6 separate regions of the Homo sapiens genome follow, and regions 1, 2, 4, 5 and 6 are each linked to region 3. Evidence: chromatin loops called from intact Hi-C (ENCODE). Cell type or tissue: heart left ventricle. All regions are shown on one strand. Region 1 overlaps LINC02943 (long intergenic non-protein coding RNA 2943). Region 2 overlaps LINC00114 (long intergenic non-protein coding RNA 114). Region 3 overlaps ETS2-AS1 (ETS2 antisense RNA 1). Region 4 overlaps LINC02940 (long intergenic non-protein coding RNA 2940). Region 5 has its middle 4.6 kb from the start of LINC02943. Region 6 overlaps ETS2 (ETS proto-oncogene 2, transcription factor).

Region 1 (4,000 bases), 150 kb before region 3:
TGATGACAGTTGTGAGACACCAGCCTATGTGGCTGTCTTAAATCTACCACAAAAGGTGTATATTTTTGGTTACCTCTCTATTAATACTTGTATATAATAATCATCCTATCTCTCTTTTCTTTTTGCCTATGGTCTCTCAGTTCCCTATTGTGAGCAATATTGAAAGCAGCTATAACCTCTTCTTCTCTTTCTCCTACCTCTTCTCCAGCATCTGATTTGAAAAACATCCTTTTATTCCTGGTTAATACCTGTAAGGCAATCAGGAGGTTTATTCTACTCTTTATATGCACTTCCCATCATTCCACCATTTGATAGGGTTGTTCTGTGTCTCACTCTCAGAGCATAACGCCATTGCCAGCCACACTCTCTCCATCATAACCATCACTCATCCTTAGTTCTGCAGGTAAGTGTGGCATTTAATGCTCACCGCCACTACTCACATCCGTGGCTCTCTACTCTTTCTGAATACACCTGTACAATATTTTCGGGCACCTGTCATGAGGTAGAAGTGAGAAAGACGTGTCCTCTCTGAGAAGGCTCCGCATCCCTCTACATCTCTTGCTGCTCCCACCGTTGTTCTCCATCTCCAGACATGACACCTGGTGGCTCTTGGTTGACCTTGACTGGCTCGGAGGGTGGAAGCTGGATGCCACTGTGTGGCACACTGGGACACTCCATCCAGCAGCCCTGCTGCCTGTCCCCATGCACCAGCTTCCTTCCTACCTTCCCCACTGCTGCTGGCACCACAAACATGGGGCTGGAGAGGCGAGTGAATGGAGCAAGGTGAAATAGCATTGGAGAGGTGGGCGTGCAGCCTCGGAGCACAATTCTATGGACAAGAACACTGCCTCTAAGTCCAGGATCTGGTGAAAGCGAGGGTGCAAGATGTTTGCAAATTAAGTAAGACACAGGCAGTAAGGGAAGGCTGAGATGAATGCAGAATGGGGTTAGCGAGCTGCAGGTTGTCATGGTGCAGCGATTTTCTTAGGCGATGACGGGGCCCTGCCCAGATTCCCCAGCTGCGATGCTCAGGAACTCAGGGGGAGAAAGGTGACCAGGTCTCATGGAGAGGATTAATGTGCGGAACACGCAGCCGCTCCAGATCCCCTGGAGAGGATCTCGTTCCCGTGAAGCTGGCAGCTCCCGGAGGGCTGAGTGCTTGTTTCTGCTCTCACTGTGTTAGCTGCCTACAAGCGTCCCCGCTGGCCTTTGCCTTACCGCCTCGAGACTACTGCTACCCTGAGCATCTTTCGTCTCAGGTATGGGCAGGAAGGAGTGGAGGCTCATCCAGGATCCCTGCACATGGCCTGAGGCCTCATGGCCTCAGCTGCCCACACTGTGTGTGACTCTCAGCCTGACTCACCCTAAAGCTGGTGCCTTCCTGTGGGTCTCATGTTCTGCCTGCAGCGGCAGGGCTGGGCTGGGCTGCAGCCCTCCCCCGTGCTGGTGAGCCTGTGTGTTGGAGGCCTCAGGCCAGGTAGCTCCTGGGTGCTGGTCACCTCCATGCCTGCCGTGGGCAGCTGTGGGTAGAACGTCTGGGATCAGGCATGGGGACTCATGTGTGGGGACCCCGCAGAGGGGGGCCGTGGCCTGCAGGCTTCCCCAGGCTCTAGGAAGGGTGAGGAGGGGAAGGAGAATGGGGCTCACTGCCTGGGAATTCATCACCTCTCTCCTGTCTGACCAGCGCTGTGCTATAGGAAGTGGCCCCACTGTCCTGGCCCCAAGGGACCAGGTCTCATTAGGAAGGTGAGGTCGGCCCATGCATGGAGTTACATACCTGGGGAGGCCAGCAGTGTGGAAACTGCCCAGGGGCACATGGGGATGCAGGAAGTTCGTCCCCTGGTGGTGGCTCATCCGGTCCCATCTAGCAGGAGTGGGTGATGCCTTCAGATGACAGCAGCTCTGCAAGCGTAGACAGCAGCCTGTCCACGCAGAGCTGGGGGTGGCCTGGCCATGTGAGAGGCGGGCAGAGGGCTTGTCCCTCAGGTCAAATGAGACGCCAGGTCTGGGGAGTCTCAGAGCGGGTCACACTGACGCCCAGCTGCTCTCGTCCATCCCTCGTCCTCTGCTCCTGTTCTGAGGATGATGGTGGGGTCATGTGAACCCAGCCAGTGAGCTAAGGCCTTGTTCTGAAGCCTCATTGATGAGCTCCTCCATGGGGTGACTGAGACTCTATGGGCCGAACCATACCACGGTCCCCAAATGGCTTGGAAAATGCGTTGATTCCTCTATTACATCTTCCTCCAGCTCTGTCACACTGCAAGCTGTGGATTTTAGCTCCTTCTGAGTGAGGTGCCTTTCAGTCCAGCTGGTGGGGGGTGGCGGTGGTGGTTCCAATCAGGGCACATTGATCACAAGCCTCCCAGTTTGGAAAACCAAACTGTTGGTGCAGAAATAGCAAAGGTTCTTAAACCCTGTTGGTGGGATCTGGAGAGGGGCTGAAGATGGGCTGAGCAGTAAGTGGTCCTTCAGAAACCACCGAGAGAGACAGCAGAGGTAGTGCTGACGGGCTGTGTCCCTGTGCCTGTTGGTCAGCCCTGCTCCGTCCTCCTGCTTCTATGAGCCCCTCCTCTGGGTTCCCCCCTGTTGGTGGGTGTCCGCAGCCCCTGTGCCTTGGGGACAGCCCAGGCAGATGGGACAGCAGGTTCTGTGCATGGGCCTGAGTGACCTGCTGCCTGTGTCTGACATTGCAGGCTGGCTCCAGGCTGCTCTGGGGGTGCTGGAGGGGAAATGGATGAGCAGGAGGCTCGGGGACCCTGCAGAGGAAGGTGAGGGCCCTGCAGATGCCCCGTCAAAGCTGGGATGGGTGTCTTTCAGCAAGCCTGCAAGCTGTCACCTGCTCCCAGGGAAAATAGGAATCCCAAGTTGCGGCTGTCACAGCAGGACCAGCTGGGGACAGGTCACCGAGAAATTCTAGCTGCAGGACAGCTGACAGGTGATTTATTCCGGGAGGGAACATATTGTGACTTATCCCTGTGGTTCCACACCAAGAGAGGCTACGAATATGGGCCTCGCAAAGGGCAGAGTGGAATGATGCTCTAGGAAATTCAGAGGTGGAGTGAGGGATTGAGTGTGTGTGTATGTGTGTGCATGCATGTGTGTGCACGTGTGTGTGTGTGTGTGTGTGTAAAATGCCCTTTAACTGCCTTTCCCCTGGGTTGAATGTTGTTGGTTGAGATATAATTTGTGTGGGTCTCAAATTTTGATATTTGAGTGTGTGTGTATGTATGTGCATGCATGTGTGTGCACGTGTGTGTGTGTGTGTGTGTGTGTAAAATACCCTTTAACTGCCTTTCCCCTGGGTTGAATGTTGTTGGTTGAGATATAATTTGTTTGGGTCTCAAATTTTGATATTTCCAGTAATTGAACATAATTTGGAGTGTTTGCAATAAAGTTTCCACGTGTGTGCAGTGAGGTGAGAGTAGCGTGGAGCTGGACTGGATGCCCAACAGATCTGCAGTTTGGTTTCAGCTCTGCCACCATCGATCCTTGTGATCTTCAGCAGACAACTTGTGCTCTGTAAGCCTCAGCTTCTTCATCCATTAAATGGGGCAGCAACCCTTGTCTACCTCCCAGCACTGTTGGGAGTGGAGAAGGAGAGACCCTTGGGAGTTAGGACAGAGATAGATGGGCAGGGGCCGTGTCGCTCCCCATCTTAGCGTCTTTCTAAGTGCCGAACTTGGAGCTTTGCACGTTGCATATACTGGATAAGCATTTGCTGCATTACATTTTTATCCAGTTTTAGAAAGATTCCCTGAATAGCAACAGGTTAGAAAAGGAGAAAGCAGAGGCAGGACTAAAATCCATGCATTGGGTTGGACTCTTCTCTACCCACAAAGGTGGGTCTTGCTTCACAGAATTTTGACAAAGGGGCCTGGTTTAAACAAACCCCAAAACAGCCCAAAGTCTTCCTTTGGGACGGAGAAGCTGGCTGCATTCTCACCTTAGCTGGGTGTTTCCTGAAGCTTCCCAAATGGAGATCATTTGATCCATAAGGAAA
Region 2 (4,000 bases), 170 kb after region 3:
TTTGGGTGGGGACACAGAGCCATACCATATCAGCACATTACCAAAAGGTTTTGTGCCTCAATTTCCTCTTTTGTAACATGTGTGTGGAATTAAATATACCTGCTCACAAGATCACCATTAGGGTTAAATGAGGTAACGTAGATAAAACATTTACGACAGTGCCTGGCATATAGTAGGAGCTTGGGATGTGGAAACTATTATTTTTATTATTTATTTATTTATTATTTTGAAACAGGGTCTCATTCTGTCTCCCAGGCTGGAGTGCAATGGCACAATCATGGCTCACTGCAGCTTCAACCTCCTGGGCTCAAGCAATCCTCCCACCTCAGCCTCCAGAGCAACTGGGACTACAGGTACATGCCACCATACTCAGCTAATTTTTAAATTTTTTTGTGGAGACAAAGTCTCACTATATTGCCCAGGCTGATCTCGAACTCCTGGGCTCAAGTGATCCTCCTGCCTCAGCTTCCCAACTACTGGGATTACAGGTATGAGCCACTGTGCCCAGCTTATTTTTACTATTTAAAATAGTGACTATGGGCATTTCCTAAGTACCAGGGCACTGCTGAGCAAACAATAGGTATGGCCTTATCCAATCCCCATAACATTCCTCAAAGGTGGTTCTAGAATCTCCATTTTACAGATGTGGAGGCTAAAATTTAGAGACAGATTTAACATGCTTATGGCCATGTTAGATCCAAGTTCATCTGACTCCAAAGGTGAAGCTTTTAATCACTGTTATATTTCTCCAACCGTCAAACTCTGAGAACATCTGGCTATAACTGTTCCTATATATATATATCGTTAAACATACATGTTCATTAAGGATTTTTTGGTTGTTTGTTTGTTTTTGTTTGTTTATGAGACAGAGTCTTGCTCTGTCACCCAGGCGGAATGCAATGGCACGATCTCAGCTCACTGCAAACTCTGCCTCCCGGATTCAAGCGATTCTCCTGCCTCAGCCTCCTGAGTAGCTGGGACTATGGGTATGCACCACCACGCCGGACGAATTTTGTAGTTTTAGTAGAGACGGAGTTTCACCATGTTGGCAAGGCTGGTCTTGAACTCCCTACCTTAGGTAATCAATCCACCTGCCTCGGCCTCCCAAAGTGCTGGGATTACAGGCATGAGCCACTGTGCCCTGCCCATTAAGTCTACATTATACCTAAATGATCTATTGTATAATGTGTCAGGTCATATCTATACCCATTTTTATATTGTAATTACGTAAGACCACAAGAACTTTTCTGTCCATATCCTGAAAAGTAGATCTCTACCCCGTGTTTATTCTTCAAGGTTTATATAAATTTAGGTGATAGAATGGGTGCTCTTATCATGAAATCATGAGCTTACCACCCTAAAATGACAGAAATAACTTAGTTCTGTAGTAATTTCTGGGCAGCTTCAGATTAGATTTCCTTCAATCTATTTTGAGGTGTAAATATTTCTCCTGGGGAATCATTGAGTTGGGCTTTCTAATTTGATTTGGCAGAAAAGGAAGTGGAGTCTTTCTGCCTCACAGGGAGCAAAGCATTTCAGTGCATTTGGGAGATATTTAGATATCTGTGTAGGTGTTTTTAATAAGTTAGTTCACCTAATTGTATTTCCTCTCCACTAAAGAAGAAAAGTCCTACCTTAATGGGTTTAATCTTCCTAAATTATTTTCTGGTTTTAATTGTGCTGTTTCCCACAAGCACCTAATTTAATTATAAGATTGTAACGCTTTTCTGTGAAAGGCTTGCTTGCACGTTGGGAATGCTGGGATTCAGTGTTTTGGGGAGGGGGGAGGAGTGCTTGTTCACTCTGTCAAGAGTGAGCAGGGGCCGGATGCAGTGGCTCACACCTGTAATCCCAGCACTTTGGGAGGCCGAGGCAGGTGGATCATGAGGTCAGGAGATCGAGACCATCCTGGCTAACACGGTAAAACCCCGTCTCTACTAAAAATACAAAAAAAAATTAGCCGGGCATGGTGGTGGGCACCTGTAGTCCCAGCTACCCGGGAGGTTGAGGCAGGAGAATGGCGTGAACCCGGGACGCAGAGCTTGCAGTGAGCCGAGATCACGCCACTGCACTCCAGCCTGGACGACAGAGCGAGACTCCGTCTCAAAAAAAAAAAAAAAAAAAAAAAAAAGTGAGTAGGAAAAATGCCCGAACACTTAGCTGCCTCAGTTGTTCAGGTCTTTGCGAAGTTTGCAATGTGAGAGGGCCAGACCCAGACAGGTGCTGTGAAGGACCACAGCCCTGTCCCGGGATGCGTCCGGTCGTAAGCTGCAGACGCACACTCCGAGGGCTGGGATCGTCCTCTGTTGCCAGGAAGCAGCTTCACTTCAAAAGCCATTTACTTTTGCACAAATAATAATAAATCAACTGACCTATAACCCTGCAATGAATTCAGGAAATGTGTGTTCCCACTAAACAATTAGTGTCCTGGAGTGACATATCGAGCAGTTACTTTTGCAACAGCTTTTAAAGACATTATACTATACGCAGAATAAGAAAGAAGGAAAAGGAATTACGTTTTTTTTTACCGTAGTGGGGAAAAGACGGATCTTTTTGCAGTGGGAGGGTTTTAGCTTATAGGAAATTCACTCTCAAGAGCAGCTTCCAGCCTTTGAGATGCCCAGGTATGCAGGAAGCTCAAGCCAGCTTGGCTCAGTGGCTCCAGCGTGCCTCTGGTCAGTTCCTCATGCAAAAGGAGCCGCTTTGGATTGGCCCAAGAATGGGGCTGCGGGCATGCAGAGCACACCGGGCTTCTGAGAGAAGGGAGGAAGGTATCTGGTAGATCCCTCCCATGGCATGTCCAGTGTGTGCATGAAAAGCGTGATTTGGGGCTGGGCGTGGTGGCTCATGCCTGTCATCTCAGCACTTTGGGAGGACGAGGAGGATGGATCACGATGTCAGGAGTTCAAGACCAGCCCAGCCAGTATGGTGAAACCCCGTCTCTACCGAAAACACAAAAATTAGCCAGGTGTGGTAGCACGCACCTGTGATCCCAGCTACTCAGGAGGCTGAGGCAGGAGAATCACTTGAACCCAGGAGGCAGAGGTTGCGGTGAGCCGACATCGCGCCACTGCACTCCAGCCTGGGAGACACAGTGAGACTCCGTCTCAAGAAAAAAAAAAAAAGCATGATTTCAGAACAAAAAGCAAAGAAGGAAGACCAGGAGAAAGAAAAATGCCAACATTTTAACTGGTGGGATTCCCAATAGTTGTTTTCTTCTCTGAATTTTCTAATCTGAAAATAATTTTTAATAATTATGGCCATGCATCATTGTGTAGGTGAGTGTGTGTGGAAGAGACAGAGAATGAGAGAATGAGAGAGAGAGACAGAGACAGACAGAGAGAGAGACAGAGACAGACAGAGAGAGAGACAGAGACAGAGAGAGACAGAGAGACAGAGAGAGAGACAGAGACAGAGAGAGACAGAGAGAGAGACAGAGAGAGACAGAGAGAGAGAGAGAGAGAAAGAGAGAGAGAGAATGAGAGAGAGAGAGAATGAGAGAGAGAATGAGAGAGAGAGAGAATGAGAGAGAGAGAATGAGAAAGAGAGACAGAGAGAGAGAATGAGAGAGACAGAGAGAGAGTGAGAGAGAGAGACAGAGAGAGAGAGAATGAGAGAGATAGAGAGAGAATGAGAGAGAGAGAGAGAGACAGAGAGAGAGAATGAGAGAGAGAGAGACAGAGAAACAAAGCAAGATGGCTATCTTGACTGATGATGACGATGACATTTTTAGTTTAAATAAATTTTAGAGGACACAAGTTCCCTACAAGAAAAAAGTACCAAATATAATAATGAATTCTAGGTTCTTCCATATTAGGTAAAGAACCTGTACACATCATAGTTTTGTTGTCATTTTTTCCTGAAGCAGCATTCCTTAGAAGCATTCCTAAGGGGTCTGTTCTTTAGCAAGAGTCCAAAGATGTGTTCCATGAAAAAAATATGAGAAGTTTGGAAAATAATCACCTGCTGGTGACTCCTTCATTTATTTATTAATAAGTAT
Region 3 (4,000 bases):
TCAATGTTGGTGAAGTTCTTTGAAGACACAAAGTGCTCCGTAAAAGCTGGTTCCCATCTTGCTGACAAAGGCGCTCCCTGAGCTCTGGCCCTTCTGATAGAGAGTGGGCTTCTGTGGTCCTTCCTCCCTTCTTCTTTATGGATGACGTAAATAGCTCCTCTCACTTACATTCTCCATGGGTGAGAACGCATGAGGAGAGAGAGACAGGGAGGGAGAGACAGAGAGACAGAGAGAGACAGGGAAGGAGAGAGAGAGAGGGGTGTGTGGGATGTGTGTGAAGTGTGGTGTGTGTGGTGTGTATGTGGGTGTATATGTGGTGCATGTGTTGTGTGTGATGTGTGTGCTGTGTGTGATGTGTTTTGTGTAGTGTGTGGTTTGTGTAATGTGTTTGTGTGGTGTGTGCAGTGTGTGGTTTGTGTTGTGTGTTGTGTATGTGGTGTGCGCTGTGTGGTTTGTGTGGTATGTGGCATGTGTTTGTATGTGTGTGGTATGTGGTATGCATTTGTATGTGTTGTGTGTGGTATGTGTTGCATGTTGTGTGTGGTATGTGGTGTGTGTTGTGTATATTGTGTGTTGTATGTGGTGTATATTGTGTAGTTGTGATGTGTGTTGTATGTTGTGTGTGGTTTGTGGTGTGTGTTGTGTGTGGTTTGTTGTGTATGTTGTATATTGTGTGTTGTGTGGTATGTTGTNNNNNNNNNNTTGTGGCGTGCGTGGTTTGTTGTGTGTGTGTTGTGTTGTATATTGTATGTTATGTGGTGTGTGTAAGTTGTCTGTAGTGTGTGTTGTGTATTGTGTGTTGTATATGTGTTGTGTATTGTGTCTAGTATATTGTGCTTGTTTGTAGTGTGTGTTGTATATTGTGTGTGGTCTGTTGTGTGTGTTGTGTGTATGTGTTGTATGTTGTTTGTGTTGTCTGTTGTGTTTGTGTTGTATGTGTTGTGTGTTGTATTTGTGTTGTATGTGTTGTGTGTGTTGTCTTTTGTCTGTTGTGTGCATGTGTTGTGTGTTGTGCGCAGTGCATGTTCGCCCTCCCTCCCTGGCAGCAGGGCTACCTGGCTGCGGTGCTCACTGCCCTGGGCGGTGGGCGGAGCGGTCCCTGGTGGGAGGGGACAGGGCTCTCCCGCAGGTGACTCCTGCAGCCTGAACTTTTGTTCTGGGAAGGCCACCCACGCTCCCCGCTCCCCGGCAGGCCGCCAGAGCCAGGGCCGCACGCCCACGCGGGAATCAGCCAGGCCGACATGAAAGCAATGCGCTTCCAAACTGGCAGAGGATTTAATTTTTTTTTTTTTCTTTCTCAAACAGCCCCAGTTGCTTCTCTTCTCCACGGTGATTTCTGCATACTTTATCCAAACCCCCTCCCCACCGCTGTTCAGTTTCTGGCTCCTCTTCCTGCCCGTGCTCTGAGGCCAGCTGGGGGCCTCCCAGGTGACTCCTGCTGCTGCTGTCACTGGACCCTGACGCTGTGCCGCACCCGAATTCCTCCGAATGGAGCCTTGGCCAGAGCAAGGCGTGCCGTGTAGAGGAGCGGATCTGAGCCTGGCAGGAGATCGCTAAAACCTTTGCCCTTCACACAAACGCGGAAGCACGGGGCGGGTGCTGAAGAGCCAAGCAAGTGTCCCCCATTTCCTTCCAAGGCAGAGCAGCAGCCCAGGGAGGCCCAGTTTCCATCGCGGCAGAAGGGCAGAAGAGTGGGGGAGGTCCCAGGACCACAGCCCAGGGGACACTCAGGATGCGCCAGGAAGGACATGGCAGACAGGCCCTTTAGGTGGAAAAGCAACCCTCAGCTGCCCAGAGAGCGGCCCCTCCAGGCCCTCCCCGCCGTCTGCAAAGCTCTTCAGCTGGGAGAGGAGGAAAGGGTTTGTTCTTGACCTCCTTCCTTTCCTTTCTTCTCCACTGTCCACCAGAGAGCAGGAAGACAGGCTGATGCTCTTGTTAAAGATGAAGGCATAATTCACATGCCATAAAATTCACCATTTTAACCATTTTAAGGTGCACAGTTCAGTGGTTTTGAGTGCATTACATTGTTGGGCAACCATCAGCATGGTCTAATTCCAAAACATTTCTGTCACTCCAAAAAGAAATCTTGTACCCATTAGCAGTCACTCCCCATTTCCCCCTACCCCCCAGCCCCCCGGCACCCACGAAGGTGCTTTCTCTGTTTCGAGGGATCTTCCTATTGTGGCAAATCCTCTGAATGGAATCATACAATATGTGGTCTTCTGCCACTGGCTTCTTTCACTGACCATAATTTTTCAAGGTTCACCCACGTTGTAGCATGCGTCAGCGCTTCATTCCTTTCCATGGCTGGACTGTATTTCATTGTATGTCTGGACCACATTCTGTTTCTCTAGTCATCAGTTGATTACTTACTTTTCAGGGCCCACTTAGCCTTTCTTCCCAAGGGCAGGGGCTCTGTTGTCCACTGTTTTGGAGTCTTCCAGCAGACTTGATGGAGTGTACCAGTGGTTTCCTTGCTGGGCAAATAACCAGAGGGTCCCTGGGTACGGGAATCTCTGAGTCCTGATCTTTGGCTCTGCTGCAGACCAGGTCACTGTATGATCTTTTAGCAGCCTCTTTACCTCACCTGGCCTCAGTTTCTTCATCTGAAAAATGAAGGGCTTGAAGCAGATGGTCTCTAACACTTCTCCTGGCCCAACACTTTAAGATGTTTCAGCAAAGCAGTGAAGAAGCAGCCTTCTGTGACCTTTCTGAACAAGGCAGAGGAAAGCAAGCTGTAGGCTGACATAGTTAGGTGATTCCATAACAAAATTGCGCTGTAAACAATCATCTGGATCAATCGACAGAAGGCACTTGCAACAGGTTCCCAGATGACAGAAAACTATAGGAATGACAGGGAAGGAATGATGGGGCAGATTAAAATGGAGAAATTTAACAGGGACAAATGTAAAAGTCGGACATTTTGCTCCAAAGTTCAACAGAACAGCTACCTGCTTTGTTGGATATGTTCAGGCAGTGTCCTTTATAAGAGTTTGATTGACTCTAAATGAATCTCATTATGAGTCACCATTGGGACAGGCTGCCAAAAGGCCAATGTGACTTCAGATTAAATCAATAGAGGTCTACTGGCTGAAACAAGGGAGGTGACATTATTGAGTCCATCCCTGGTGTATGTAGCTGCTACCCTCTGAGAAGGAGGCCCCCAATAGGAAAAGCCAGAGGGAGGATGGATAAGACATGAAGAGCTCTAGAACCATGGTTTGGTAGTAGGAGGGGCTCAGGGTTTGGGTCTTTAAAAGATAAGACAGAGAGTGCTGTTCACATCTGTGAAGGAACATGGCATGAGAAGGGGAGTTGACTTCCACCATGGGGACCTGCAGGGTGACTGGGGCTGGAAGATGATCAATTGTGACCCAGGACCAGGAAGAACTTCGCAGCAACAAAAGTCACAGGAAATGGAAAAAACTCCTGGTGAAGAACACAGACAGACACGGGGCTCCACTCATTAGGGGCGTGACTGGGGAGACCAAGTCACGACTTCGAGGGTCCTTTTCATCTTTGAAATAAAATGAATTGTGCTTAGATGGGGTGGGGCAGGGAGGTAGGGAAGCACCAATCACAGAAGAGTCGTAGGTACCTGGGATCAGCCTTCACTGGGTCCTGCCAGCAAAAGAATAGCTGCCCCTGCCCCAGTTTAGAGTTTAAATGCAAACTCTAAATGTTTAGTACCTGAAACTCCCAGAGGTAAATTACTTTCTGAGGCAATTGTGCATTCATCTGAGGCAATCAGCTATCTCTAAATCCACCTAAGCCCTCATTTGAATCAGATCGGGTGATTCACAGCAATTTGATGTCACTTTGAAAGCTGGTTTGTTGCCAAAACACCAGCCTGGTGCCCTTGATGACAGCCAGGCACAGGGCTGGGTTCTGCCTGGAATTGAAGAGGCTGGTGGGTGGGGGCGTCTTTGGCACCTTAAGAATTTTGAGAGGAGAGAAGGGAGCCCTGTGGCTGCTTTATGGTGTTAGGTCTGTAAACTGC
Region 4 (4,000 bases), 93 kb before region 3:
CAGAAACGATTCTGTTCTCTCTATACTTGTAAGGGTAATGAGGAAGTAAATGCAGGGAGGGGATTGTGAATGGCCAGATTTGGATTTTGAGTCCTTTTCTGCCTGGGATCCCCCTCTGTGAGGGGCCGTGGGCTGTGCACAGCTCTCTGGCCCCTGTTCCTTAGCTGGAAGGAGCTCTGCAGGGTGGGCTCCAGTGTGAGGCTCTGAATCTTCGCCATCAGCTGCTGGGAAATACAGGACCTTCTGCCAGCAGGGTCAGGCTGTCAGGGTTCTTGGCTGAGGAAAGAGGAAGCTGGAAGCTGGGTGGGACAGGGTGGGAGGTGCCAGGGCTTTGGCGTGAGTTTTCCTGTTATTCTATTCTGTTGGCTAGCTCCTAAATTTAGATTAGGTTAAAAAAAGAAATGTTTCAAGTACAAAGTGAGTTGAGCAGTCCCCTGGGGCAGCTAGCTGTGCTGTGGAGATGCACACAGCTTGAACTGACTCGATATTCTTTTTTTTTCATCAGGTGTCATCTTGCTGGAGGGCAGAAGGATTCCCTGGAACCTGGGGGCCAGCAGGACAGAGGAAACAGAAAGTACATGACCGATGATGTCTTTCGACCACAGAAAGGGCTGGAAGAAGCAGGGGACCTACTGTTTGAATAAACCCAGTGGAAAAACAGAAGCCCCATTTCATACTTGACTCAGCTCTTCAAGTTTAAATCTTGAATCTCCTCAACTACACGGAACAGTGTCTCTCCCAAGTCATCTGACACCCACTCTGTTCTCTGGATCATTCCTTCCTAGAGAACGTTGCTCTTGGAGGGCTGTGATCTGCTCTCACCCACTTGCCTTTCTGACCCACTGAGTGCATCTCAACAGTCACTTGGGGTGATCCGATCTGACCAGGAAGGGTTGGGTGGCTCGTGGAGCTTGGGAAGCACTCTCACTGTGGCGGTCCCCATTGGTGGTCATGGGGTTGCCACAGTGAGCTACGTTTCTACCCTCATCTCTCTATATGTTACCGTGGAATCTCTGACTGAGGACCCATGGGCTCACCCAATGTGATAAAGTCCTGAAGCTCAGCCGGGACGTCCGACCCCAGCTGCAGGACTTTCCAATAGACAGATGCATAGAACTTGAGAAGAAATCGACTTAGAAACCTGAAGTTGGAAAACTGGTTGCCTGACATTCTGTGCAAGACTGAATCTCTGAGAAATGAAGGCTGTGTAACTTTGGGACCATGTCTTTTCCAGCCTACATAGACCCCCAGGAAACTTTGCAGTTGTTCCCCAAGTATGGATGGAGTCAAACTTGATGTCCTTTCATCCCCCCATCCCATCCACTAATCCATATCCTTTGGAAATTTTAGAGTGCCGGGCCTCATGTAAATACACCAAAAACAATTTAAGTCATTTATGTTCTACTAAGCCAAGAGTTCTTTAGCGGTGGAAGAAGATGGGGTCTTACACGAATGGAAGGGTCTTGGCTATTTGCGTCGGTATCAACAGAAGGACTAGACGCTTGCACTAAAAGAAAAAGCTGAGGGATGGGGGCAGGAAGCGGGAAGCTGGGACCCAAGCCCCACCTTCCTGAGTTGGAAGGTGACAGGTAGACTCCTGCTTGTTTGCCAGAGAGGCCTGGCAGAGGAGGTGAGTACACGACATTGCTAAGTGGATTGAGTAATGTCCCCCGCAAATTCATGTCTAACCAGAACCTCAGAATGTGGCTTTATTTAGAAGCAGGGTCTTTGCAGATGTTAAGTCAAGATGAGGTCATAGTGAATTAGAGTGGCCCCAAATCCAATGCCTGCTCTCCTTCTAGGAAGGGGAGAGAGACACAGGGAGAAGGCCGCGTGAAGCTAGAGGCAGAGATGAGGGCGGTGCAGCCACGGCCAAAGAATGCCGAGGATGGTGGCTGGGACAGGCAGGGAAGGTTCCTCCCTGAGCCTTCAGGGGAGCGTGGCCCTGCCACTGCCTTGTTGCCAGACTTCTGCCCTCCAGAACTATGAAAGGATAAATTTCTGTTGTTTCAAGAACAAAAGAATTAACACCTAGTTTGTGGTCATTTTTATAGCAGCCCTAGGAAATGCATACAGCTGGGGAGACCTTCTTCCAGGGACCTGCCTCTGAAAGCATAAAAGCAAGTGCCTTCCAGCATCTGGCAGGGTGATGGCCCAGCCTCGGCACTCCCCCACCCTCCTGCCAATCCCCCTGCCCCCCCGGGCCCCCCGCCTCCCCCCCCCCCCCGCCCGCTTCCTGCTCAAGGCTCTGTGGCTGCTGGCAAGGCCTCTGTAGGGAATAGGTTCAAGAGGAGGCCTGGCGTGGTGTCGGCCCATGGTCCATGCTGGACAGACAGCTTGGCTTACTGCGGTGGCCTTTTTCCTCTTTGTGAGCGTGTGCTGGAGAGAGAAAGGCAAGGGAGGAAGTAGAGGAGGCCGGGTCTGCAGAGCTGAGGAAACCGATGTAAACACTCTGAGAAACAGCCACTCAGCGGGTGTGAGAGTTGGCCTGAATGCCGTGGACAGGGCTCTACGGAGGGGGCTGGAGTGGGAGACCTTCGTCGTCACAGCTCTGCCCCTCACTATGTGACCCAAACAGGGTACACTTCCCAGCTGCCTCAGTCTCCTCATCTGAGGAATGGGCTGATTCACACAATATCACATCCGAGGGTGTGCTGAGGATGTCATACACATATCCCTGGCAAGGCTGCTGGGAGGACAGAGTGAGTGAGCAGGTGCAAGACTATTGTCTCTCTGGTCCGTGCTGTAAAACAGTAGCTGCTAGAGGATTGCAGTGATATTGTCGTTTCCTTAGTAACAGATGTTGCTGTTTGGGAAATTCCTACAGCCAACGGCCAAGCTCCTGGCATTTAATGCTGGTGTCTCCAAAGATTGGTTCTCATCTCTTGAGGGCTTGTTTTTAATGAGGGCACACTCGTGCCCCCAGAGCATGCAGGTTGATGTCACACGCAGCCCTGAATCACACTGTGGTACCGAATCACACTGTGGTACCACGTTTCCCTGACGTAAAGCTAGGAGAGGAACGATGTGACCATCCCAAATGTTCCAGTCACCCTGACCTTTAACCCTGGATTCTAAGAAGGCTCCAGATGTTTTTTGTGGTTAGAGCTCCCAGAAAATGACTCCTTCCTCTATGAGACATTATCTGATGACAAGAAGATTCTGAGCAATGTGGGGGAGTGAGAATATTTTCATAATATCTGCCATTAGAATGACTTAGAAATGGAAGACCCAGGTTCAGAAATTAGGATCCCATGCACACTGTACTCTTGTGAGGAGGTGCAGAAGTTATCTCTTCCCTTGGTAATCCTCTTTCTTAGAACTCGGATATTTATCAACCACCTAACTGGCTGCTTGAAGGATGGACACCTTTTTTTGTTTTGCAAAGAAAGGAAGTTGCAAAAGGTCACAAAGCAACTCCATATCCTTTGGAAATTTTAGAGTGCCAGGCTTCATGTAGATAAACCGAAAACAATTTAAGTCTTTTATGTTGTACTAAGTCAAGAGTTCTTTAGCAGTGGAAGAAGATGGGGTCTTACATGAATGGAAGGGTCTCGGCTATTTGCATTGGTATCAAGAGAAGGACTAGATGCTTGCTCTAAAAGAAAAAGCTGAGGGATGGGGACAGGAAGCGGGGAGCAAATCTGAGACTGAATAAATGTAAATAAAAGAGCTAAGATTGTTGAGCAGGTGCTAGGAGCTGGGTCAGATTTTATTCCCAAGAAATCTTAATTATTCTGCCTCCTCCTAGATAGGGAACGTGTTGCTTACCTTTGCATCCACACCTGGCTCGCACCAACCATGCAACCAATAATTGTTCATCTGATGAAGGTTGTCAAAGGCTTGGACAACCCTTCAGTAACTCTTTAAGGGAAACCACCCACCCATTTCATCTTATCGGCTTGGCTTTCAGTATTTATCATGTCAGTGACTCTTTATCCCAGACCCGAGGTTGATTTTGGTCACCTGGCGGGGTCATTAGAGCCGTGATGTCATCACA
Region 5 (4,000 bases), 180 kb before region 3:
CCTCCTGGGTTCAAGCAATTCTCCTGCCTCAGCCTCCCGAGTAGCTGGGACTACAGGCGCCCGCCACGACGCCCGCCTAATTTTTGTATTTTTAGTGGAGATGGGGTTTCACCATGTTGGCTAGGCTGGACTCGAACTCCTGACCTCAGGTGATCCGCCCACCTCAGCCTCCCAAAGTGCTGGGATTACAGGCGTGAGCCACTGCACCCTGCCAAACACAGATGTTTTTGAGCCTGAGATTTTCTCATAAAATGGAGAGATTCTTCCTTTACTTATTTTGCTGGTGTGTTTTGAGGATCAAATTAGCTACTCTGGGTAAAAATACTGAAAAACAGCCTATTTCAATATTGAATATGGGCAGTGTTGTTCTTATTAAAGGGAACTAAATCTAGTTCCTGTTGTAAGTGAATGCATCTTTTCTTCATAGAAACGTATCTTTCCCCTCCCAGGTTGCTGATGGAAGGTGCACCTTCTGGAGGTTTTCTTGCCCCCGGATGTCCACTGAGAACCCCAACTGTGGCTTTGGGGGCTCCTCCTTCCTCTTACCCTCAACCTGGGACTAAACAGCCCTGAGACAATGCAAGAGACGTGCAAAGCCCTCTGTTCTAGGCCCAAGGGCAGCAAAACAGTGAGCATCACCGGCTCTGGACTGCCCGCTCAGAGGGAGCACTTCCCAGTCTTTGAAGGCCTCTGTGTCCAGGGGCTGCCACCTAGAACCAGGGGCCCTAGTGCCAGCTGTGGCCTGAGATAGGCCAGGTTGGATCCTGGCTCTGACATTTACCGTATATGTGAGTTTGGATGGGCCACTTAACCTTTTATAGTTTTATTTTCCTCATTTGCAAAAAGGGAATAATAATAAAACAACAACTTCCTTTTTTTTTTAGAGATGGGGTCCTGTTTTGTTGCCCAGGCTACTGGAGTGCAGTGGCACAATCACAGCTCACTGCAGCCTCAAACTCATGGGCTCAAGTGATCCTCCCACCTCAGCCTCTTGAGTAGCTGGGACTACAGGCATGTGTCATCACATCTGGCTACTTTTTAATTTTTTCAGAGATTGGGTCTCACTATGTAGTCCAGGCTGGTCTCAAACTCCTGTAGTCTCAAACTGGGACTACAGGTGTGAGCCACCATGCAGGGCCTAAACACAACTTAGAAAATTGCCATGAGGATCAGATAAAATCACATACAGCAAGTACCTAGTGTATGACTCTGTGAGGGCCACCTAACAAAATACCACGGACTGGTGGCTTAAGCAATAGACATTTGTTTCCTCCCAGTTCTGGAGGCTGGAGTCCAGGATCAAGGTGTGGGCAGGGTTGATTCCTCCTGAGGCCTCTCTCCTTGGCTTGTAGAAGGCCTCTTCTCCCTGAATCCTCACAGGGTTGTCCCTCTGTGTGTGTCTGTGTCCTAATCCCCTCTTCTTATAAGGACATCAGTCTTATTAGATTAGGGCCACCCAAATCCACCTGCTGAATGAGTTCCCTGGGCCTGCTGTAACAAACCACCACAACCTGGGTGACTTCGAACAGGGGTCCCCAACCCCGGGCCATGGACCAGTATGGACAAGAGGCGAGTGTGGGCGAGTGACCATTACCGCCTGAGCTCCACCTCCTGTCAGAACAGTGGCGGCGTTAGATTCTTATAGGAGGTTGCGCCTTATTATGAATTGTGAGGGATCTAGGCGGTACGCTCCTTATGAGAATCTAATGCCTGATGATCTGTCACTGTCTCCCATCACCCTCAGATGGGACTGTCTAGTTGCAGGAAAACAGGCTCAGGTCTCCCACTGATTCTTCATTCTTGTGAGTTGTGTAATGATTTCATTACATATTACAGTGTAATAATAATAGAAATAAAGTGCACAATACGCATCATGCCCTTGAGTCATCCTGAAACCATCCCCCCCGTGTGTGGAAAAATTGCCTCCTGCAAAACTGGTCCCTCGTGCCAAAAAGGTTGAGGACCGCTGGCTTAGAACACAGAAATTTGCTCCCTCACAGTTCCGAAGGCCAAAGTCAAGGTGTGGGCAGGGTGGCCCCTGCTGGCAGCTGCATGGGAACATGTATTCCAGGCTTCCCTCCTGTTCCTCATGACCTCCATCCTTGGCCTTCCTTGTATGGAACCAGCATCACTCCAGTCTCTGCCTCTGTCTTCACACGGCCTTGTTTGCAGGATCTCCTTTTCTGTCTCCTATGAGGACACGAGTCATTGGATTTAGGGCCCGCCCTCATCCAGGATGATCTCATCTAGAGATCTTTACCTTCACCCTTTTTCCGTTTAGAAAATAAAGTGCAGCTCACTGCCAGTACTCATTTTTTACATAAACATGCTCTTTGAGGCTGAAGCAAATCTGATGGATTTTCAATGTGAAAATAAAATACAAAAACTGTTCTTGGAGTTATTTCTGCACAGAACTAACATCAGAATCGTCTAAATCATCAGAATCATCTGTTTCGGAAGAATCGGATTCATCAAATGAATCTCTGGCCAATAACTGTTTTCAAGAACAATGTTAACATCACGTGCAGGAATGCGACGTTTTCTAGGATTTGACATTTTCAGCACTCGAGAATTACTATAGTTTTGTAAATGGAAATACCACTACTAAAACCAGAATGCTATAAATGGAATGATGTGTTTTGTTTCCAAAGTCAATACACTAGAGCGATTTGAAAATAATAATAAAAGCAAGGTATTTTGCAGCAAAGTTATCTTGGGGTAAATGCTGCTGGGGAGTATTCTTGGGCAAGTGGGAAAAGGGTTAATGATATCTACAAAGACCCTTATTCCAGTCAAGTCACATTTGGAGGTTCTGGGTGGACATATCTTCTGGGAGGGGGCACCATCCAACTCACGACACCCAGGTAGCTCCTACAAATGCTGACGTCAGGCTGCACCGAGGTCAATTACATTACAGTCCCTGGGGCTGGGATCCTGGCATGGGGCGTGTTTGAAGTTCTGGGTGATGCCCGAGAGCAGCCTGGAGTGCAGAAGTGAAAGGAGCCTTTGTATTTTCAGTTGCCTTTAAATGTCCGAAGAACCCATCCTGATACAGGCTCAGAGGAGACCCTCTTGGGGGAGGGGCTCAGTGTGATTTGTGCCCAGCCTTCCAGTCTTGTCTGGTTCTAATCGGATTGTGGTGGGGTGTGTGTGTCCTTTTCTGTAAATGAAGCACATGAGCGAGCAGTCGTGGCCACACCATGCCCCGGCTTCAGTGTAATGTGTTATTTCTGGCTTTCCTACACCGAGACAGCCTTGGCTTCAGCGAGGCGCTGTTTGTTGCAGCCGGGCAGGGCCGCTTTGTAATCTGAATCTCTGGTGGTCCCACGAAGGTCTGGAACAAAGCGCTTCTTCAGTCCTCGATGTATTCACAGTTTTCTCATAAGAAACCATGAAGTCAGTTTTGTTGGAGTTGTCAGCTGGGTTTCCAACAGAGTGCTTTTGATCCACAAAAGGGTTATTCAGTGCTCCCTTCAGTCTTAATTAGCTGTAGACCCTCCGGATGGCCGGCCCGGTGGGCCTGGAGTGCCCTTTGTCTGGTTTCTATCCAGCCCGCAGGCTGCGCCCTCCTCGGCGATGCCCGCTGGCAGCAGACCCCCGGCGGCAGCTCTGTCCCTGCTGCCCCGGCTCAGACCCCAGCTGGCTCCTCGTGGGGTTGAATCAGAGAGAATTTGAGCCTCAGACGTCAACTTGGGGATCAGCTTCCCAGAGTGCTGTCTCAAGCTGTTGGTCCTGGATCCGGTTCACTTTTAAGGAAGGGGGTGAGAGCCTGGCTGGAGCCCTGCACGGGGAGGGGCTGGCCCTGCCTAGAGACAGGACATGAGTGTCTGAGAGCACTGACCTGGCACCAGCATGAACTCTATTTTGGGCTTTGCCTTGCCCAGCTGTGGGGCCTAGGGCAACCTCTTGTCTGCCTGACTGTCCCCACCTGCAAGGTCATTATGACAGCAGTACCTATGTCGGGGCCAGTTGCATGGGATGTAGTTAGCTCCAGGGCCAG
Region 6 (4,000 bases), 90 kb after region 3:
TTTGGCAGCAAGATGTTCCCAGTCACATGTCTGTTTATATTATAAACAGATGTCCAAGTGATAAATACATCCCTCTTGAGAAAAACATCCTGTGCTTATGTATACTGGGAATGGTCTTTTGTGGGTATTGAGGCAGCGCAGCTCTGGCTTTGCTCTTCCCAGCTTGCCCGGCCACCCGATTCCTCAGTTTCATCACAGGAGGATTCTTTACAGATGTCAGCCACCCGTCCAAGGCCACGCAGCTAGTAAACAGACAAGCCTGTCGGACTTTGAAACCAACTTGACCGGGTCATTTATAAAGGCCGGGAATACACATGACTCAGGTGCTCTTTTGAAACGACTACAAAAGTCTCCATTTTGATCAAAACGTTTTCTCCGAATGAATGGCTCCGATGCTTTCTCTTTCCCATCTTAAGTCCCCGCTCTGTGCCTCAGAATAGTCTGTGTCCAAGAAAATAAGAATCACGTCATCTTGCTGTGGACACTGAGCAAAAAGGAGCAGCATGCTATTAAGATGGTTGAGACACACGAGTGAACAAAGATGGGACAAACTGTGCTTCGTTCAAGAGGTTTCATCAAGACCCCTACCGCCCCCCGTCCTTCAGCTCTGTACAGTAACTTTAACTTTACATAGAGCTGAGATAAAAATAAAGCTTTCTTACAAATTACATTTTTTTTCCAGTGAATTACTTTTGCAGTAAAAATAGCTGCTACATAAATCCCTCCTGATCTCTGAAAAGGAGTTGCATATTTCCAAAAATAATATTCTTATTTTAATCACACAGAAGAACGTGGAGCACAGGAAGGAAATGGCTGGGTGGTCAGAGAGAGGTGAGCTGTCGGAGAAACACAGTTAAACTAAAAAATAAAATCCATTTTGTGTATAAACTGACTTAAACGCATGCAAAGAAGTGGAAAACATATGCCATTTGTCAAGAAAAATACTGCTTTATAGCTTTTACTTTACAATTAAAGGAGAAAGCAGAGGCCAGATATAAGCCCAGATAATAACATTTAAGTTTCTCATAAAAACTCCCAAATGTACAAAGTCCTTGCCAGACAACCAAGGCAAGAAAACCCCCCAAAAACAAACAAACAAACAAACAAAAAAACACAAAAAGCAGGGATTACCCCCCACAGGCCTTATCCCTGTAAGTCTATTAAATGTAAATAATACATACTTTACAACTTCTCTTAGTCGGCCCTTGGCAGATTAAATCTTTGCAAAATTCCATATGTGCTATTGAAAAATGAAATAAAACCTCAGATGTCTGAATTCTTATTTCAAATACAGTTATATAATTATTTTAAATTACAATATACAATTTCTGTTAAATACAACTGTTAAGGGATTCTGAGAACAATTATAAGATTATAATAATATATACAAACTAACTTCTGAAATGACATGGTTGTTTCCTTCCCACCCTCCTACCCTCTCAAAGAGTTTTTGCATTTGCTGTTCCTGGTTGCAAAAGGCAAAAGAAAATCTAAAAATAGTCTGTGTGTGTCCACGACATGCTCGCTCCTTTGAGAATCTCAAACAGCCAGAACCATCCCGTCCCACGGACTGCCAGGCGCCAGGACGGCTTCCTGGTGCCTCTTTCTCGACCATTTTCACTTAAAAGCACTGTGAGTAGAATTAGCTGTGCCGTTGCTGCCACAAGGGAGGCAGCCTGGTCAAGAGGCGTGGTTTGGGATGCAATAAGGCCACTGCTTCTTGGCCACTTTCCTGGACATTTTCAATCCTGCCTTTCCTGGGTCCTCGGAGCAGCTGGTCAGGATGGGCTTCCCACTCAGTCCACGAGCCTGGGGCCGGCTCAGGGTGGTCCCGGCGACCTCAGTCCTCCGTGTCGGGCTGGACGCCCAGGATGGCGTGCAGTTCCTCGGGCGTGAACCCCAGCAAGTTCTGGAGGTCGCACACGAAGCGGTACACGTAGCGCTTCCCCGACGTCTTGTGGATGATGTTCTTGTCGTAATAGTAGCGTAAGCCCCGGCTCAGCTTCTCGTAGTTCATCTTGGGCTTATTTTTCCTCTTTCCCCACCGGCGGGCCACCTTTGGTGAACATGGATGGAAAAGAGTTAAACTCAATTTGTCAATGAAGAAAAAGTGAATGACATTCCTCCCTGATTATGATTCTGAGGCATGTTCACTCTAGAGAGAACTTGACACCTACACAAGGTCCGCAGGAGGACCTTTTGAGTACCTCTGAGTACCTTTGAGTACCTATGGTAGGGGCACTGTGTCCCCAAGGGGCAGAACCACTGGGGAATGAGGTCCCTGCTCCCTGGCCCCAGCTCAGTGAAACCTCCTGGGAGCCAAGGGTTCAGAGCCAGGAGGGTCCTGAGACCAGGGAAAGGTGGTGTCACCCACCCTCCAGGCTGGATATTCCAACTACTGAAGTTAACAGGTGCCGAGTGGGATTCTGAGCTGTGTGATATACTCATTCCTCAATGCTTGTCTCCCAAGGGAACTGGAGGCGGGGTGGGAATGGTGACAGATTACGCTCCCCAGTGCCAGAGACCAAGGGCTTCTCTCTAACGCTTTTCTGGCGGGGTTGGTATCCCACCTGCCCTTGGCCTTCTCCTTTAGACAGGGCTCCTGGTTCTAACTCTGCAGGGCTGGGGTCAACACTGCTGGGCTCAGCTAAGGAGTGGACAGAAGGCTGGCTCGGGGCCACATGAGGCTTGTTCCCCCGATGGACAAGGGCAGCCTTCCTAAGGCATTTTCAGATGGTCAGCAGAGAACCTCAGTTTGCAGCTTGGGCCTCTTGATCAGACAACTGATCAAGACAGTGAAATCTGTGCAACGCCCTTGTATGAAGCATACCCAGAAAACACTGTACACGTTTATCAACAAAGCAATGACTCCACTTCCATTTTCCCAACAGCCAAGGATGCCTCACGTGGAAAGATTCTCAGCAGTACTGGTGAACCCTTTTTTGTGCCCAAAGAACTGAGTTTTTGAATGCAAGCAGGAAATCAGGTTTTCAAGCCCAGAGATTTCCCAGGGCTCTGGCCATACCTCATCGGGGTCGGCGAGCTTAAACTCCCATCCGTCTCCAGTCCAGCTGATGAATGACTGGCAGGATTTGTCTGATAGCAGCTCCAGGAGAAACTGCCACAGCTGAATAGGTCCACTTCCTGCGGGGAGAGGGAGGGAGACGGATCATACCCTTTCACAGATGTAAAATACAGCAAGTCTTTAACCATCCTAATTGTACATGCTGATTTAGGAATGCAGACCCAACTCTCTGAATGGGGTTCCGATGTTACACTCAGGGTGGCACTCAAGGTGTTGGTGACAGTACTAAGTGCTTTAACGGGATGGGGCGGGGCACCAAATGTGAGTTCCTGCTCCACACTGCCTACTCCTAGAAAATAAGGTCACTAGGCGAGACACTCTTCCCCTTGATTGCTAGGTTTGTTCTTTCTGGAAGAAAGTTTAGGGCCACCAACTCTTGGCATTAAAATTCCCCATCTGGTTTAATTGTTCCTTATGTAAAAACCTTCAAGGTTTTTTTCTAGAAACACCCAGTGGGGCAGAGATGGGGGTGGCTGAGGGGGTGTTTCATCACAGAATGAGGCGTGTCATACGTGGGATCCCATGCCACCTTCCTGCCAAATGACCATGTGTAAATTGCTTAATGTGAGCCCGGTTTACTCAATAGCCACGCGGGGTCACACCCGTTGCCTCACAGCCTCTGTCTGGTGAAGCATGCTTTGCCAAGAGCTTCTCGTCCACCTGTCCTCGATTGACATTTAGAACTACCACCTTGCAAAGCAGGTGTCAGTGTGGTTCTGTTCTAAAGAGGAGGGATAAGATGCGGCTCAGAGGCCAGGTGCCTTGTCCTGGATCACACGCCCATCACAGCAAACAGGAGAAGAGCCTAGATCTTCCGACCCTAAGCCCAACCTCTTTCTACCAAATAGCTCTTCCTCAGAAACGCAATGGCCGTTATCAATAAAGCTTTGCTGTAAAGCACGGGACAGGCATTCT

Evidence for each region. Peaks named below come from ENCODE experiments on the same cell type or tissue, not always from the same donor. Only the 100,000 strongest peaks of a DNase experiment are listed, where the experiment ranks them.
Region 1: a loop joins it to region 3, with 2.0 times the contacts of the local background. A loop is called at or near these places in 2 of 110 quality-filtered maps.
Region 2: a loop joins it to region 3, with 2.5 times the contacts of the local background. A loop is called at or near these places in 21 of 110 quality-filtered maps.
Region 4: a loop joins it to region 3, with 2.8 times the contacts of the local background. A loop is called at or near these places in 21 of 110 quality-filtered maps.
Region 5: a loop joins it to region 3, with 1.8 times the contacts of the local background. A loop is called at or near these places in 15 of 110 quality-filtered maps.
Region 6: a loop joins it to region 3, with 2.8 times the contacts of the local background. A loop is called at or near these places in 26 of 110 quality-filtered maps.

The regions. Positions count from the first base shown.
Region 1 is chr21:39,059,804-39,063,803 of GRCh38, reverse strand. The region is part of intron 3 of LINC02943 (long intergenic non-protein coding RNA 2943); the gene reads left to right. Among named protein-coding and RNA genes, the nearest start is that of LINC02943, 23 kb to the left of the region's middle. RefSeq lists an enhancer at 930-1,512. In heart left ventricle, no CTCF peak of the experiment used is centred here; a DNase peak (open chromatin) is centred at 1,973.
Region 2 is chr21:38,742,652-38,746,651 of GRCh38, reverse strand. LINC00114 (long intergenic non-protein coding RNA 114) reads left to right here. Exons shown (of 7, transcript NR_027065.2): 3 at 236-353. Among named protein-coding and RNA genes, the nearest start is that of LINC00114, 29 kb to the left of the region's middle. In heart left ventricle, no CTCF peak of the experiment used is centred here; no DNase peak of the experiment used is centred here; H3K4me3 peaks cover 824 bases; H3K27ac peaks cover 300 bases.
Region 3 is chr21:38,910,723-38,914,722 of GRCh38, reverse strand. All of the region lies in intron 2 of ETS2-AS1 (ETS2 antisense RNA 1), which reads left to right. Among named protein-coding and RNA genes, the nearest start is that of ETS2-AS1, 26 kb to the left of the region's middle. RefSeq lists an enhancer at 1-303. In heart left ventricle, no CTCF peak of the experiment used is centred here; DNase peaks (open chromatin) are centred at 1,182 and 1,512; H3K4me3 peaks cover 656 bases; H3K27ac peaks cover 2,817 bases.
Region 4 is chr21:39,003,290-39,007,289 of GRCh38, reverse strand. LINC02940 (long intergenic non-protein coding RNA 2940) reads left to right here. Exons shown (of 7, transcript XR_007067867.1): 3 at 506-1,630. Among named protein-coding and RNA genes, the nearest start is that of LINC02940, 14 kb to the left of the region's middle. In heart left ventricle, no CTCF peak of the experiment used is centred here; DNase peaks (open chromatin) are centred at 339 and 2,289; H3K27ac peaks cover 3,890 bases.
Region 5 is chr21:39,087,135-39,091,134 of GRCh38, reverse strand. No RefSeq gene overlaps it. Among named protein-coding and RNA genes, the nearest start is that of LINC02943, 4.6 kb to the right of the region's middle. In heart left ventricle, a CTCF peak has its summit at 2,039 (motif pointing left); a DNase peak (open chromatin) is centred at 3,804; H3K4me3 peaks cover 900 bases; H3K27ac peaks cover 2,692 bases.
Region 6 is chr21:38,820,730-38,824,729 of GRCh38, reverse strand. ETS2 (ETS proto-oncogene 2, transcription factor) reads right to left here. Exons shown (of 10, transcript NM_005239.6): 9 at 3,026-3,144; 10 at 1-2,056. The coding sequence ends at 1,841. Among named protein-coding and RNA genes, the nearest start is that of ETS2, 17 kb to the right of the region's middle. RefSeq lists an enhancer at 1,792-2,329. In heart left ventricle, no CTCF peak of the experiment used is centred here; a DNase peak (open chromatin) is centred at 1,816; H3K27ac peaks cover 2,770 bases.